Regions from separate parts of the Homo sapiens genome. Here region 2 is linked to region 1. A link is a contact called in ENCODE Hi-C or POLR2A ChIA-PET data. All regions are on one chromosome and are shown on one strand. Each heading gives the region's core, a stretch centred on a gene start or an enhancer-like site at or near the end of the contact. The rest is flanking DNA. Distances are from core to core; before and after follow the strand shown.

Region 1 (7,329 bases), core at 1,823-4,322:
GCAGAGAACACAAGGGACATAGGGGCCAGGTGTGGTGGCTCACGCCTGTAATCCCAGCACTTCGGGAGGCCAAAGCAGGCAGATCAGCTGAGGTCAGGAGTTCGAGACCAGCCTGGCCAACATGGTGAAACCTCATCTCTACTAAAAATACAAAAATTAGCTGGACATGATGGCGGGTGCCTGTAATCCCAGCTACTTGGGAGGCTGAGGCTGGAGAATCCCTTGAACCCAGGAGGCACAGGTTGCAGTGAGCCGAGATTGCACCATTGCACCACAGCCTGGACAACTGAGTGAGACTTTGTCTCAAAAACAGCAACAACAACAACAAACAAACAAACAAAAAACACAAGGGACACAGGAAGATGTGGAAACAACTCCATGGGGATGCGATCAGCAAAATCCAGACTAGGGAAAATGCCACAGCATAAACCACTTAATTTCTTTCTTTTAAAAAATGTATTATTTAGTTTTTGTAGAGATGGAGTGTCGCTATGTTTCCCAGGCTGGAGCACAGTGGCTATTCACAGGCACTATTTTTGCACACTACAGCTTTGAACTTCTGGGCTCAAGGGATCCTCCTCCCTCAGTCTCCCTAATATTGGGAATACAGGTGTGCACCCCCAGCCTGGCTCTATCTAGTTTCTTAAAAAAAAACAAATATAATAAAATAGAGAAAGAAAGGAAAATGAAAGGAAATGAAAGAAAACAAATTTCAAGTAAAAAAAAAGTAAAGTGGAGAAAAACAATAGATTTTTAAAAGGACTTCCAGTTGCAATGTTCAGTTCAGATCTCAACTCTTTTTCTTTTCTTTGAGACGGAGTCTCACTCTGTTGCCCAGGCTGGAGTGCAGTGGCACGATCTCGGCTCACTGTAACCTCTCCCTCCCAGGTTCAAGTGATCCTCCTGCCTCAGCCTCCCAAGTAGCTGGAATTACAAGCGCCTACCACCATGCCTGGCTAATTTTTGTATTTTTAGTAGAGACGCGGTTTCACATGTTGGTCAGGCTGGTCTTGAACTCCTGACCTCAAGCAATCCACCCACCTCAGCCTCCCAGTGCTGGGATTACAGGTGTGAGCCACTGCACCCAACCAAGATCTCAATTCAGACAAACATTTTTGTTTGTTTTCTGAGCTCTGTCACTTAGAAAAGCAAACTTGTGGCTGGGTATGGTGGCTGACGCTTGTAATCCCAGCACTTTGGGAGGCCGAGGCGGGCAGATCACGAGGTCAGGAGATCGAGACCACGGTGAAACCCCATCTCTACTAAAAATACAAAAAATTAGCCGGGCGTGGTGGCGGGCGCCTGTAGTCCCAGCTACTTGGAGAGGCTGAGGCAGGAGAATGGCGTGAACCCGGGAGGCGGAGCTTGCAGTGAGCCAAGATCGCGCCACTGCACTCCAGCCTGGGGGACAGAGCTAGACTCCGTCTCAAAAAAAAAAGAAAGAAAAGCAAACAACTTGTTTTAAGAAGGACATTTCAGCCAGGCACGGTGGCTCACACCTGTAATCCCAGAACCTTGGGAGGCCGAGCTGGGTGGATCACTTGAGGTCAGGAGTTCAAAACTAGCCTGGCCAACATGGTGAAACCCCGTTTCTACTAAAACTACAAAAATTAGCTGGGTATGGTGGTGCAGGCCTGTAGTCCCAGCTACTCAGGAGGCTGAAGCAGGAGAATCACCTGAACCCGGGAGGTGGAGGTTGCACCGAGCCGAGATCGTGCCACTGCATTCCAGCCTGGGTGACAGAGTGAGACTCTTGTCTCAAAAAAAAAAAAAAAGTTTGAGACCAGACTGACCAACATGGCAAAACCCCATCTCTACTAAAGATACAAAAAATTAGCTGGGCATAGTGGTGCACGCGTGTAATCCCAGCTACTCGGGAGGCTGAGGCAGGAGAATCGTGTGAACCCCAGAGGCAAAGGTTGCAGTGAGCTGAAATAGCACCATTGCACTCCAGCCTGGGCGACAAGAGCAAAACTGTCTCAAAAAAAAAAAAAAAAAAAAAAAAAAAAAAAAAAAAAAAAAAAGAAGAACATTTCTTTCTTTCAGAAAAGTGTAAACACTAATTCATATTTGATATTAAAAGTTTTTTTGGGGGGTCGGAGTGACAGTTTTGTGTGTGTGTGAAGCATAATGTATACGTATTAAAAAGGGAATGCTTGTCCTTTAAAGACACATACTGAAATATTTACTGGTGAAAACACGTGATGGTATTTACTTCAGAATAACGCTGGGCAGCGCGTGCGAGGTAGGTGCAGAAATAGAGGAAACAAGATTGCCCCATGAGTCGCGTAACTGCTGAGGTCGGAGAGCGACTCTACGCGGCTTCATCGGGTTATTCCACTTCTGTGTATCTTGAAATTTTCTACAATAAAAATGTCTTAAAATTGTGCGTCAAAATGATAACACGAATATAAAAATGCAATTAAAAAGTCAGGAGGCAATACTGTCGCGCAAAACCGTGACGCTAGTTGTGTGCGGGCGGTAGGATGAGTCATTTCCTCCTTCCTTTCTATATTTTCTGTCTATATACTTTTAATATTACTTTTATAATGAGAAATACTAAAACTCGGGGTGAGAGGGGGGGACACTCGTGTTTTTGCCTTCCCCGTCCCCGAGGGGACTGTTCTCATCTATTCTCTTCCCGACGTCCTCCAGCTTTTTGCTAGGCTTCCTGCCATCTTTACCAAGTTGAGATTATCCGGGTTCTGGCATTAACAGAGTTTGAGGAAAGCGGGTCAAGTCTACCGCGCCCTAACCTTGGACCCCGCCTGCAGGCTGACTTTCGAGTCACACGCCAGAGCACGGCGACCCCTAAGGTCGCAGCCCGGCTTCGCAAGGCACCTCCTTCTAACGCGTCGGTCGAACTCGCGCGCCCGCGAGCAGCCGGACTACATCTCCCAGGAAGCTGTGCGCCGTCCAGCTGTCCTGCCCTTGGTCGCGAAGGACTACATTACCCGGTGATATCTTGCGGGAGGCGGTTGCCAGACCTCAAGCGCACAACCATTGGTCCAGCGTCTGGCGGGGAGCTGCACGGTGATTGGCCCAGGAGCCCGCCAGTTTCGTCCGAGCTCAGTAGAGTTTTGCTGTTAAGACTGCGCGAGGAGCTAGAGAGAGCGGAGAGCGCTGAGCCGGGCCGCACCCGCCGAGCCGTGTGAGTAACCTCTACCTCCGTCCTTCTCGCCGCCCTCTCGGGGACCAGCACCCTCGCTCCTCAGGGTGGTCGGGAGGGAGCACACGCACCCGGGCGCTCACGAGAGGGCGGGGACTGTGTACACACGTGTCACACCAGACCAGAGAAGCATCTCCAGGGACACCGGCGGCCGAGCCCCGCGCACGCCCTTGAGCACCTGAGCTCCAGGGCGTCCCCTCGGACTCAAGGAGAAAAAACACACCCCGAGGCACACGTGGACACCTAGGTACCCACACGGGGACCTCTGCAGATTTGCTCAGCTGAGCCCTTGGGCACATGGGCACCCGAACACCAGGAAGAGCCTGGTATGCTCCGGTCTCCTGACAGCGATCCAGGACACCTGCCACTCGGGCTTGCTCCTCCTTTCTGCCCAGATGGGCGGGAAACACGCTGCTCAGTGTGACCTGAGCGGTCCCTGGGTAACCCCTGGAGAGGTTTTGCCTCTCAGTCGCTTGCCGCGTGTTTAAACTTCCTCATGGGCGCCTGGGGAGGAGTTCCAGGGTGGGTGAGAGGAGAAAAGGAATTGATGTCTGGGGTGGAGGCTGCCATCCTGTAGGTAGTATCTCCCCTCCTCCCCCACCCCCACCCCCACTACTACAAGTATTCAAGAACTAGGGTAATTCTGAAGGCTAGTTTTAGGGATTTTTTTTTTTTTTTTTTGCCATAACAAATTCAAACAGTATAGAATTATCGACAGGTCTACCTTCCTTTTTCCCTTCTCAGCCCTTCTCCCTGTGATCAGTTACCAACTACCTGTTGATGTGTGTGGTTACAGACTTCTTTCTATGCTTTGTACAACTCTACAGACCGTATGTAGGTATTACTGTTTTTGTTTTTTGTTTTTACAAAAAAGGAAAAAAGTACATCTCCTGGAAGGGATGCTTTTTAGCTGAGCTCTGGTGGATGAGAGGAGCTAGCCTTGAAAAAGTGAGTAGGGGCTGAGAGTGGGGCTGTATTTCAGACGTAGGGAACTGGAGGAGTAGAGGCAAGGCAATTGATAGGAGTGCTCCCCGAGTTTTCCAGGAACTGGGCAGAAGCAGTCAGACCACTCTGGTTAAATGAGGGAAGGGGAAGAGTGGTCCAGAGTGAGGCTGAAGAGGTCAGTAGGTCTGAGTCAGGGGAGCCCAGGAGCGTCATTTTCTTTTTTGTTTTGTTTTGTTTTTTTGTTTTTGAGACGGAGTCTCACTCTGTAGCCCAGGCTGGAGTGCAATGGCGTGATTTCAGCTCACTGCAACCTCTGCCTCCCAGGCTCACGTGATTCTCCCTCCTCAGCCTCCCAAGTAACTGGGATTACAGGCGCCCACCACGACACCCAGATAATTTTTGTATTTTTATTAGAGACAGGGTTTCACCATGTTGGCCAGACTGGTCTTGAACTCCTGACCTCAGGCGATCCACCCGCCTCGGCCTCCCAAAGTGCTGGGATTACAGGCGTGAGCCACGGTGCCTGGCCAGGAGCATCATTTGCTAGCGTAGCATGGCCCCACTGTGCCGGGGTGGTCTGAGGTGTGTGCAGGAGGGGAAAGGGAAAGGTGAAGGGGCTCAGGGCCTCAGGGCTCTTCCTTTGGACAGTGGGGGATTGTTAAAGAATCCCAATCCCTGTTCTCCAGCCCTGCACGTCCTTCAGTCCCTCAGCGTTACACTTGAGTGGGCTCACTCAGTGAGCAGGAGTTTGCTATAAAGTTGCCAGATGTCTTGGAAAACCAGTTGATCTCTGGGACCAACAATTGCCTATCAAGCCTGTTCATTCGATTCTCAAATATTATTAAGCACTTACCATGATGGGCTCTATTCCAGGAACCGGAAATTTACGAGTGAACAAATGAGACCAAGGTCGTGTTTCCACGGGCTTACATTCTAGTCAGGGAGAGAGACAAGAAACAAATGTACTGTATAAATAACCCATGGCGTGCCGGGCGCTGTGGCTCATGCATGTAATCTCAGCAATTCAGGAGGCTGAGGCAGGAGAATCACTTGAGGCCAGGAGTTCGAGACCAGCCAGGGCAACATTGAGACCTTATCTCTACAAAAATAAAAAACTTAGCCAGGCCTGCACCTGTTAAGTGACAGCTAATTGGGAGGCTGAGGCAAGAGAATCACTTGAGCCCAGGAGTTCAAGGCTATGGTGAGTTATGATGGCACCACTGCATTCCAGCCTGGGCAACAGAGTGAGACCCTGTCTCTAAAAAAGTAAACAAATATGCCATAGTAATAAGTACTGTAAAGAGGAATAAAACAAGTGCTATTTTATTTTATTTTTAAATTTTTGTATTTTTTGTAGAGTTGGGGTTTTGCAGTGTTGCCCAGGCTGGTCTTGAACTCCTGAGCTCAAGCAATCCACCCACCTCGGCCTCCGAAAGTGCTGGGATACAGGCATGAACCGCTGCGCCCAGTCCAAAAGTGAGTGCTATTTTAGACAGTCTAGTCAGGGAGGGCTGCTCTGAGGAGGTGATATTTGAGCAGAGACCATAAGAAACTTGCCTGGTGTTTATTCCGTATCTCTTGCATTTAGCTTGATACTGATGGACATTGTGTGGGCCAGAGGCAGGGATGGTTGGCTATGACCCCAAACCAGATGGCAGGAATAACACCAAGTTCCAGGTGGCAGTGGCTGGGTCTGTGTCTGGACTTGTTACTCGGGCGCTGATCAGTCCCTTCGACGTCATCAAGATCCGTTTCCAGGTACTCTTCCCCTTTTTCCATGCAATGGACTGGAGGACAAGTTCAGTCTTTCTTGCAAAAGCAGTTCCTAAAACTTGGAATTCTATCCAGATGAAGGGCTTGCCTTTTCTGAAAGTTCCCCTTCACATTCCAGCCCACCCCACTGTCCTGACCTTTTTTATTTTGATTCCTAGCTTCAGCATGAGCGCCTGTCTCGCAGTGACCCCAGCGCAAAGTACCATGGCATCCTCCAGGCCTCTAGGCAGATTCTGCAGGAGGAGGGTCCGACAGCTTTCTGGAAAGGACACGTCCCAGCTCAGATTCTCTCCATAGGCTATGGAGCTGTCCAAGTAGGTGGCAAGGGACCTGGCCAGACCTCTGGGGTCACGTTGCTCAGTGGAGGAGCAGAGGGAGGGTGAGGCAAGCAGGAATGCCGCGCAGGGCAGGACGGAAGAGGCAGGCCCCACGCTTCCCACCTGCCTCACCCGGGAGCCTTCCTGACCAGCAGTACCGTAGGCATTGCCCTCCGCCATGTCCCTGCGTCTATCCTGTGTGACTTAGGTGTTGCATCTTGGAGACCGATTTGATGTCATGCCTTCTGTGAGGCTTGGCGAAGGACAGCACTAATGCATTTCAGTTTTTGAAATACCACCTTCACATATGTGGTTCATCTGAACTTCACCACACCGTCATGAGGAGGGCAGGGTAGCTGTCATGTGGATCTCAGGGAGGAGAAGTCAGCTGTCCGAGGCCACACAGCCTGCACATGGCGGGGCTAGGGTTAGAACTCATGCTTCGTTCAGTGGAGCACTAGTATAGTCATAGTGCACAGCATGTGATTTTATGCAGTAGATGTGTTTAAGAACCAGCCCTGTACAGTGCAAACCATGGGCCAGGCCCCTGTTGGAAGCACTTCACATACACTCTGTCACAGCAGTCCTTAAGGTAGGGGCTGTTGTCCCTCCCATGTCATGCATGAGAAGACTGAGGTGGACAGAGCTTACATAATTAACCCAACCAAAGCCACTGGCTAGAAAATGGCAGAGCCACGACCCCCACCTAGGCAGCTAGTGCCAGAGATGTCCCTTCCTACTCTTCCTGTGACATCACAGTGACCGCCCAAGTCAGGTGCTTACTGGCTGGGCATGCCCTGCGATCCTGTCTCTGCACTTGTCTGCAAACAGATATTGCAGCATGACGAATAAATACAGCAACAGGATAGTCTCAAGAAGCCAGGCGTGGGCTGGACTCAGTGGCTCACACCTGTAATCCCAGCATCTGAGCCCGGGAGGCGGAGGCTGCAGTGAGCCACGATCATGCCACTGCACTTCAGCCTGGGCAACACAGCCAGACCCTGTCTCAAAAAAAGAAAAGAAGCCAGGCCATCTTCAGTTGGCTGAAGGAAGATCTGAGCATAGCCCTGGTATAGTGGCTCACACCTGTAATCCCATCACTTTGGGAGGCTGAGGTGGGAGGAT
Region 2 (7,329 bases), core at 3,356-5,855, 1.1 Mb before region 1:
TTAAAGTGATAGAGTTTTATGATGCTGTCCAGGCTGGAGTGCAGTGGCTGTTCACATTTGTGAGCCTTGAACTCCTGGGCTCAAGGGATCCTCCTGCCTTAGCCTTCTGAGTAGCTGGGACCACAGGTGTGGGCCACCACACCCAGCTCCTAAAAAGCAAACTTTCTGATGGTTGCCAAATATTCCATCATTCGGAGGCATCATCATTTGTATAGCTATTCTGTTATTTGGGGGCATTTCGGTTGTTTCTAATTTTTTAGTGGCTAAATTGAGTAGGTGCTCCTGAGGCCCAACGTGCTATCTTTGGGCATTGAGCAATGAGCTGTTTCTGTCCCTTCACTTCCCTCCTCAGGTACACAGACCCCTGCAATGCTTCTGTGGGAGGGGGGACTGCAGGGGAAACGTGGGTCACAAGCATTGCAGAGGGCTTTGAGCATCAACCTCTTCTGAGGAGGACATGGGAGAAAGCAAGCCAGACCATGGCAGGCCTACGTGTCAGACGGGATGCGTGACACCCTAGGCAGGCTCAGCATGCCTGCTTTAGTCTGTCTGGGCTGCTACAAAATAGACTGGGTGGCTTAAAAAACAGACACTTACTTCTCACAGTCCTAGAGGCTGGAAGTCCCAGCTCAGGGAGCCACATGGTCGGGTTCTGGTGAGGGCTCTCTTCTAGGCTGCAGACGGCCACCTTCTCCCTATGTTCTTACATGGCAGAGAGAGGAGAAGCCCTGATGTCTCTTCCTCCTTTAGGGGCACTAATCCCATCATGGGGTCCCCACCCTCATCTAACTCCAGCTCACCTCCAAACATTCCACCTCCTAGTCCCATCACACTGGGGGTTAGAACTTCAACATATTAATTTTGGGAGGACACAAACTTTCAGTCCATAACAATGACCATTGGCCACCCTGGGCATCCCCACATTGTTGCAAAGCCCATGCTTGTGCTGAGGAGTGGGATCCCGGAAGTGTTACCGGTGGAGGGTGTCCACGTTCTTGGCATCTTGAACAAAGAATTAGACAAAACGCACAAACAAAGCAAGGAAAGAATGAGGCAACAAAAGCAGAGATTTATTGAAAATGAAAGTACACCCCACAGGGTGGGAGTATGCCGAGCATAGGGGCTCAAGAGCCCCGTTACAGAATTTTCTGGGGTTTCAGTACCCTCTAGAGGTTTCCATTGGTTACCTGGTGCACGCCCTATGTAAATGAAGGGAATGAAGTCAAGTTACAAAGTCATTCACTCAGTGTATGCCCTATGTAAATAGGATTATTTCCTGTATGCCCTATGTAAATGGAGAGGATATTTCTTGTCATAGCTGAAGTATTTCCATTTTATTTCGTTCTAAGAAGTCAGCGTGAATTGGCCTTACGTACCCTGCCTCCAGACCCTATTCTCCTGCCTCAGAAGTGTTTCGTGCTCCCCTTTTCAGCAAGCATTTATTTTTAATTTTTTTGAGTCAGAGTCTTTCTCTGTTGCCCATGCTGGAGTGGAGTGGCTCAATCGTAGCTCACTGCAGCCTTGGACTTCCGGGCTCAAGGGATCCTCCTGCCTCATCCTCCCAAGTAGCTGGGGCTATAGGCTGATTAACTTTTTATTGTTGTTATTGAGACAGAGACTCACTCTGTTGCCCAGGCTAGAGTGCAGTGGCACGATCTCGGCTCACTGCAACCTCTGCCTCCTGGATTCAAGTGATTCTTCTGCCTCAGCCTCCGGAGTAGAAGGGACTACAGGCATGTGCCACCACATCTGGCTAATTTTTTTTTTTTGAGATGGAGTCTCGCTCTGTTGCCAGGCTGGAGTGCAGTGGCTTGATCTTGGCTCACTGAAATCTCCACCTCCTGGGTTCAAGTGATTCTCCTGCCCCAGCCTCCCGAGTAGCTGGGACCACAGGCGCGCCACCACCCCCGGCTAATTTTTGTATTTTTAGTAGAGATGGGGTTTAAGCATGTTGACCAGGATGGTCTCAATCTCCTGACCTCGTGATCTGCCCACCTCGGCCACCCAAAGTGCTGGGATTGCAGGCGTGAGCCACCGTGCCCAACCTGTTTTTTTTTTTTTTTTTTTTTTTTGAGAGGAGGTCTCACTCTGTTGCCCAGGCTGGCACAATCTCGGCTCACTACAACCTCCGCCTCCCAGGTTCAAGCGATTCTCCTGCCTTAGCCTCCCAAGTAACTGGGATTACAGTTGCCTGCCACCACACCTGGCTAATTGTGTGTGTGTGTGTGTGTGTGTGTGTGTGTGTGTGTATGAGAGAGAGATGGAGTCTTGCTGTGTTGCCCAGGATGGAGTGCAGTGGCCTGATCTCAGCTCACTGCAACCTCCGCCTCCCGAGCTCAAGCGGTTCTCCTGCCTCAGCCTCTTGAGTAGGTGGGATTACAGGTGTGTGCCACCGCGCCACCACATCTGGCTGATTTTTTTTTTTTTTTTTTGAGACAGAGTCGCGCCCTCGCCCGGTCGTCCAGGCTGGAGTTCAGTGGCACAATGTCAGCTCACTGCAAGCTCCGCCTCCCGGGTTCACGCCATTCTCCTGCCTCAGCCTCCCGAGTAGCTGGGACTACAGGCGCCCGCCACTGCGCCCGGCTAATTTTTTGTATTTTTAGTAGAGATGGGGTTTCACCGTGTTAGCCAGGATGGTCTCGATCTCCTGACCTTGTGATCCGCCCGCCTCAGCCTCTCAAAGTGCTGGGATTACAGGCGTGAGCCACCGCGCCCGGCCACATCTGGCTAATTTTTTGTATTATTAGTAGAGACAGGGTTTCACCATGTTGGCCAGGCTGGTATCGAATTCCTGACCTCGTGATCCACCCACCATAGCCTCCCAAAGTGCTGGGATTACAGGCATGAGCCACCGTGCCCAGCCTAATTTTTGCATTTTTAGTAGAGACAGTGTTTTGCCACCTTGGCCAGGCTTGTCTCAAACTCCTGACCTCAGGTGATCCACCCACCTCAGCCTCCCAAAGTGCTGGGATTAAAGGAGTGAGCCACCACGCTCAGCCAACACCTGGCTAATTTTTGTATTTTTAGTACAGATTGGGTTTCGCCATGTTGCCCAGGCTGGTCTTGAACTCCTGACCTCAAACTATCATCCGCCTCGGCCTCCCAAAGTGCTGGGATTACAGGCATGAGCTACTGCACCTATCCCATTCCCCCTTTTTTTTAAGAAGGTAACAAGGTTTTTGTCAGGGTCTGTGAGCTGGACATGTGTGCAGTGGTTAAATAATTTGGCCTAGGCTGTGCACCCACTGTCCTTTTTTTTTTTTTTTTTTTTTCTAGAGAGCTATTGGAATAGGGGCCAGGCTGCTGCAGGCTCAGGGCAGCTCAACTTCCAAATCCTGTAGCTTCAGACTTGTGGTCCTTCACGACATGCTGAGTCACAATCTACTGCTCCCTCAAGCCCAATGTCACCACAAGCAGAGTCTCTAAAGGACATTCTCAGAAGATGGTACTGTCAATGTGAGAGGCACCTCTCCTCCCCTCGAGTTCTGGTGCAGCTGATAACTAGAGATCTCAAATGCTTCCCTGGGCTTTACTTTCTACTTCAACAAGTACTGATTGCGGGCCTCTGGAGCCCACACACTGCCCTATACACTGGGTAACACGGAGCACTCAGGAATACACGATCTTGGCGGGGCGTGATGGCTGAGGCCTGTAATGTCGGCATTTTGAATGACTGAGGTAGGAGGATGGCTTGAGCCCGGGAGGTAGAGGCTGCAGTGAGCCGTGATCGCGCCACTGCACTCCAGCCTGGGCGGCAGAGGGAGACCCTATTTCAAAAAATAAATAAATAATAATAAAATTAAAAAAAAAAAAAAGGAACTCACGATGTGGCCGTAAAATGGGTTACATCCTAGTTAGGAAAATAGATGTTTGCAAAGGTACATAAATATGCAAGCATCAAAACAATAACAACAACAACAAAAATTTAAAAAATGCAAGCATCTACGTGTGGCACAGTCCCGCGGGCCGGGCGGCTTACTGTGGTTGAGGTCACCAGAAAGACTGTGGAACAGACGCATCGCGAGTGGGTCTCGGAGGGGTGGCGCATATGGAAAGAGGAGAAGGAGGGCTTTTTTGATTGAAAGCGAATACCGGCAAGAGGGCCTTTGGCACGTTCAGGGAACCTTGCCTTACACGCAGACACAGGGTTGGGGATCTGTTCGGAAACGCCTGAAAGATCAGGCTCAGGAGAAGACCACTTTTTGGCCGCTTCAGTACTGCGGTCAACCAGCTGGAAAGAACCCCCGCCCTCTACTTTTCAAATTAATCTCCGGCCGGCGCACGCGCCTCGTGGGGCGGGCGCTGTGCTACCATAGACATGCAGAGCTAGATCGTATACCTCCTCGGAGGCGGACATGTTGGGTCCTGGCCAAAAAGTTGGAAACACCTGGGGCCACTACCGAGGTAGGCTGCTCCTCCCAAGAAAGTGAGACCGAAAGAGCTCCCGTGGAAGCGGTCAAAGCAGGGGCGGGGCGAACCTGTGACATGCCCCTCGGAAGAACAGGCTTTTAGAGAGTCGCCAGGCTCCCTGCCCTCATCCGAGATGGCGGCCTGAGGGCGCTCTAGCCGACGCTCTTCGGATGCCCGGAGGGGGCGGTGGCCTTGCCTCTGGCTCTGAGGCGGCGGCGCCGGGCGCTGCGAAGGCTCGGCCGCTGTAGTCAGTGGTGTGGGGTGCGCAAGGGCACGGACCTCGGAGCTCTCCCCGCTTGCGCCGAGTTTCTCAGCGCCTTCCCCACCCAAACCGGGGTCTCGCAGTCGGAAGCACTCAGAGTGCAGCCCCGCGCGGGGCCGGTCGTAACCGCGCCGCGGGCCGGACGATGCCCAAGAAGCTGCTGCTGTTGCCCCCGCCCTCCGCGTCCTCGGCTTTCCGCGTCCCGCGCGCCCGCCCCGTTCCCCCGCCGGCCATGAACGCCGCTCGCACCGGCTACCGAGTCTTCTCGGCCAACTCCACGGCCGCCTGCACGGAGCTGGCCAAGCGCATCACAGAGTAAGGGGGCGGTGGGAGGGCCGGGCCGGGGGCGGCGGCGCCTAGCTCTCCTTCGCGCCCGGAGGGACCCGCTCCCCTCCACCCGCCCCACCTCCTGCACCTGGGGCGGGAGGCGCGGGCCTTCCCAGCCGGACAAAGCTTGGAGGTGACGGATACCGCCCCCCGCTCCCCGGTTTTGCAGCTGGGAGGCTTGGGGCGGACTCTCGGTGACCTCAGCCCCCCGCCCCGTGACTGGGTCCGCGGCCTGCCTGCCTTTCGTCTCCGCAGTCCCACACCCCGGGGCGGGCCGAGCTTTCTGGAGCCCCGGAGTGCGTGTCTTGGGGAAAGGGGCTCAGGGCTTGGCTTCCTTTCCCACGGCTGGAGTTGACCTGGGAATCTGACCGCCGCCACTCTCAAGTCTCACTGCAGTGAGACCCGCGGGCGTGGTTGTGAGTTGGGGGATCCGACGCGGCAGGTGCGGTCGCAGAGCAAAGGTGTGGGGACTGGCAGTGCGAAGAAGGCAATTCCAGGGAGGCAGATGGGCCGGAGCTGGTGGTAGAAATGACAGGCCTGACCCTGCTTTGTAAATCAGCTTGGGATAAGATCAGTCATTTGTGTCTTTAACCCAACCAAGCCCCTGGTCTTAAGTCGCCTTTGGGGTCTGACAGCTCTGAGATGCCCTCCCAGCCTTGCCACTTACTAGCTCTGTGTCAGTGGGCAAGAGACTTGATTTCCCTGAACCTCATCTGTGAAATGGGCATGGTTGAGAATATTGTATGATCGGGATAATGTAGAAGTAGTATCTGGTTCTAGCAGAGTAGGGGCTCATAGTGGCCCTCTGAATAGTTGTTTACTAAGTGGCCTCTTTTCTTTTTCTTTTTCTTTTCTTTTTTTTTTTTTTTTTTTTTTTGAGACGGAGTCTCGCTCTGTCACCCAGGCTGGAGTGCAGTGGCGAGATCTCGGCTCACTGCAAGCTCCGCCTCCCGGGTTCACGCCATTGTCCTGCCCCAGCCTCCCAAGTAGCTGGGACTACAGGCACCCGCCACCACACCCGGCTCATTTTTTGTATTTTTAGTAGAGACTGGGTTTCACCGTGTTAGCCAGGATGGTTTCGATCTTCTGACCTCGTGATCCGCCCGCCTCGGCCTCCCAAAGTGCTGGGATTACAGGCTTCAGCCACCGCGCCCGGTGAAATGGCCTCTTTTCTAGTTGGCTCTTTTGGAGAATCCCAGAGCTCTGATATAAAGGAGGAGCCTTATATGCCCTTTCTACATACACTTGTTAGAAATCTAAGACATAAAATGAATAGCTCGTCTTTTAATATTTAAAGCCATTTTCACATTTTAAACAGTTTTCATAGAGTTACTTCGTTACTTTTTTAGGGTTGACAAATGATTGCAGGGATATATCTTAAACTTCTGGGGGGAAATGTAGAAGAAAGGGAAAACTTTAGTCATTTTTTTTTCAGCTCTGCTTGTTTTTTTTTTTAATAGTTGGAGTTTTGGAGAGTGGAAGAATGTTAAAAAAACAAATCAATCCTTTTGCAGTCTACTACCTAGTTTCTATTTCTAACCCCTGATTGTTTGTCTTTCTTTCTGAGGCCAACGAAAACACTGACTTTAAACGAAGCTTCTGTGTGTATCTAGTGGTTCAGATTTACCCTACCTGACCTTGAGGGAGAGCAGAGGGGAGCAGGGCACATTTTAAAAGTCAGTGAGGGTTTTTTTTGTTTGTTTGTTTTAGATTCTTTCCTGGCAAATTCCCGAAAGATTTTGAATTACTATAAATGATACATATTCATAAATACTTCCCTTACCTGTTTTACTTGTCGCTCAGTAAGATTTTGTTTTATCTTATCTGTTTTATTTATTTTGAGACAGTCTTGTGTCACCCAGGCTGGAGTGCAGTGGTGCCATCTCGGCTTACTGCAACCTCCACGTCCCAAGTTCAAGCGATTCTCCTGCCTCAGCCTCGAAAGTAGCTGGGATCACAGATGCCCGACACCACACCTGGCTAGTTTTTTGTTTTTTGTTTTTTGTTTTGAGACGGAGTCTCGCTGTCGCCCAGGCTGGAGTGCAGTGGCGCGATCTCGGCTCACTGCAGGCTACGCCCCCAGGGTTCACGCCATTCTCCTGCCTCAGCCTTCCGAGTAGCTGGGACTACAGGCCCCCGCCACCTCGCACAGCTAATTTTTTGTATTTTTAGTAGAGACGGGTTTCACTGTGTTAGCCAGGTTGGTCTCAATCTCCTGACCTCGTGATCCACTCGCCTCGGCCTCCCAAAGTGCTGGGATTACAGGCGTGAGCCACCGCGCCCGGCCACACCTGGCTAGTTTTTGTATTTTTAGTAGAGATGGGTTTCAC

What was found. Hi-C counts contacts between places; a loop is a spot of excess contacts on that map. ChIA-PET counts read pairs that join two places held with the same protein, here RNA polymerase II (POLR2A). Pooled maps may share reads with other maps.
Region 2: a pooled map shows a loop between it and region 1 (15-fold over the local background). The contact joins the promoter of PRPSAP1 here to the promoter of SLC25A19 in region 1. A Hi-C loop is called at or near these places in 1 of 37 single-sample maps with no recorded cell type and 6 of 50 pooled maps. POLR2A ChIA-PET finds 5 or more read pairs at or near these places in 3 of 52 experiments (BJ, HCT116 and activated B cell).

What each region holds. Positions count from the first base shown.
Region 1 is chr17:75,285,176-75,292,504 of GRCh38, reverse strand. SLC25A19 (solute carrier family 25 member 19) reads left to right here and starts at 3,072. Exons shown (of 8, transcript NM_001126121.2): 1 at 3,072-3,151; 2 at 3,914-4,003; 3 at 5,703-5,872; 4 at 6,046-6,201. The coding sequence starts at 5,741. RefSeq lists enhancers at 2,564-2,613, 2,654-2,703, 2,794-2,993, 3,426-3,927.
Region 2 is chr17:76,351,192-76,358,520 of GRCh38, reverse strand. It overlaps PRPSAP1 (phosphoribosyl pyrophosphate synthetase associated protein 1), which reads left to right and starts at 4,605. Exons shown (of 10, transcript NM_002766.3): 1 at 4,605-4,987. The coding sequence starts at 4,818. RefSeq lists enhancers at 4,259-4,528, 3,775-4,639, 5,489-5,548, 7,088-7,329 and a silencer at 4,809-5,128.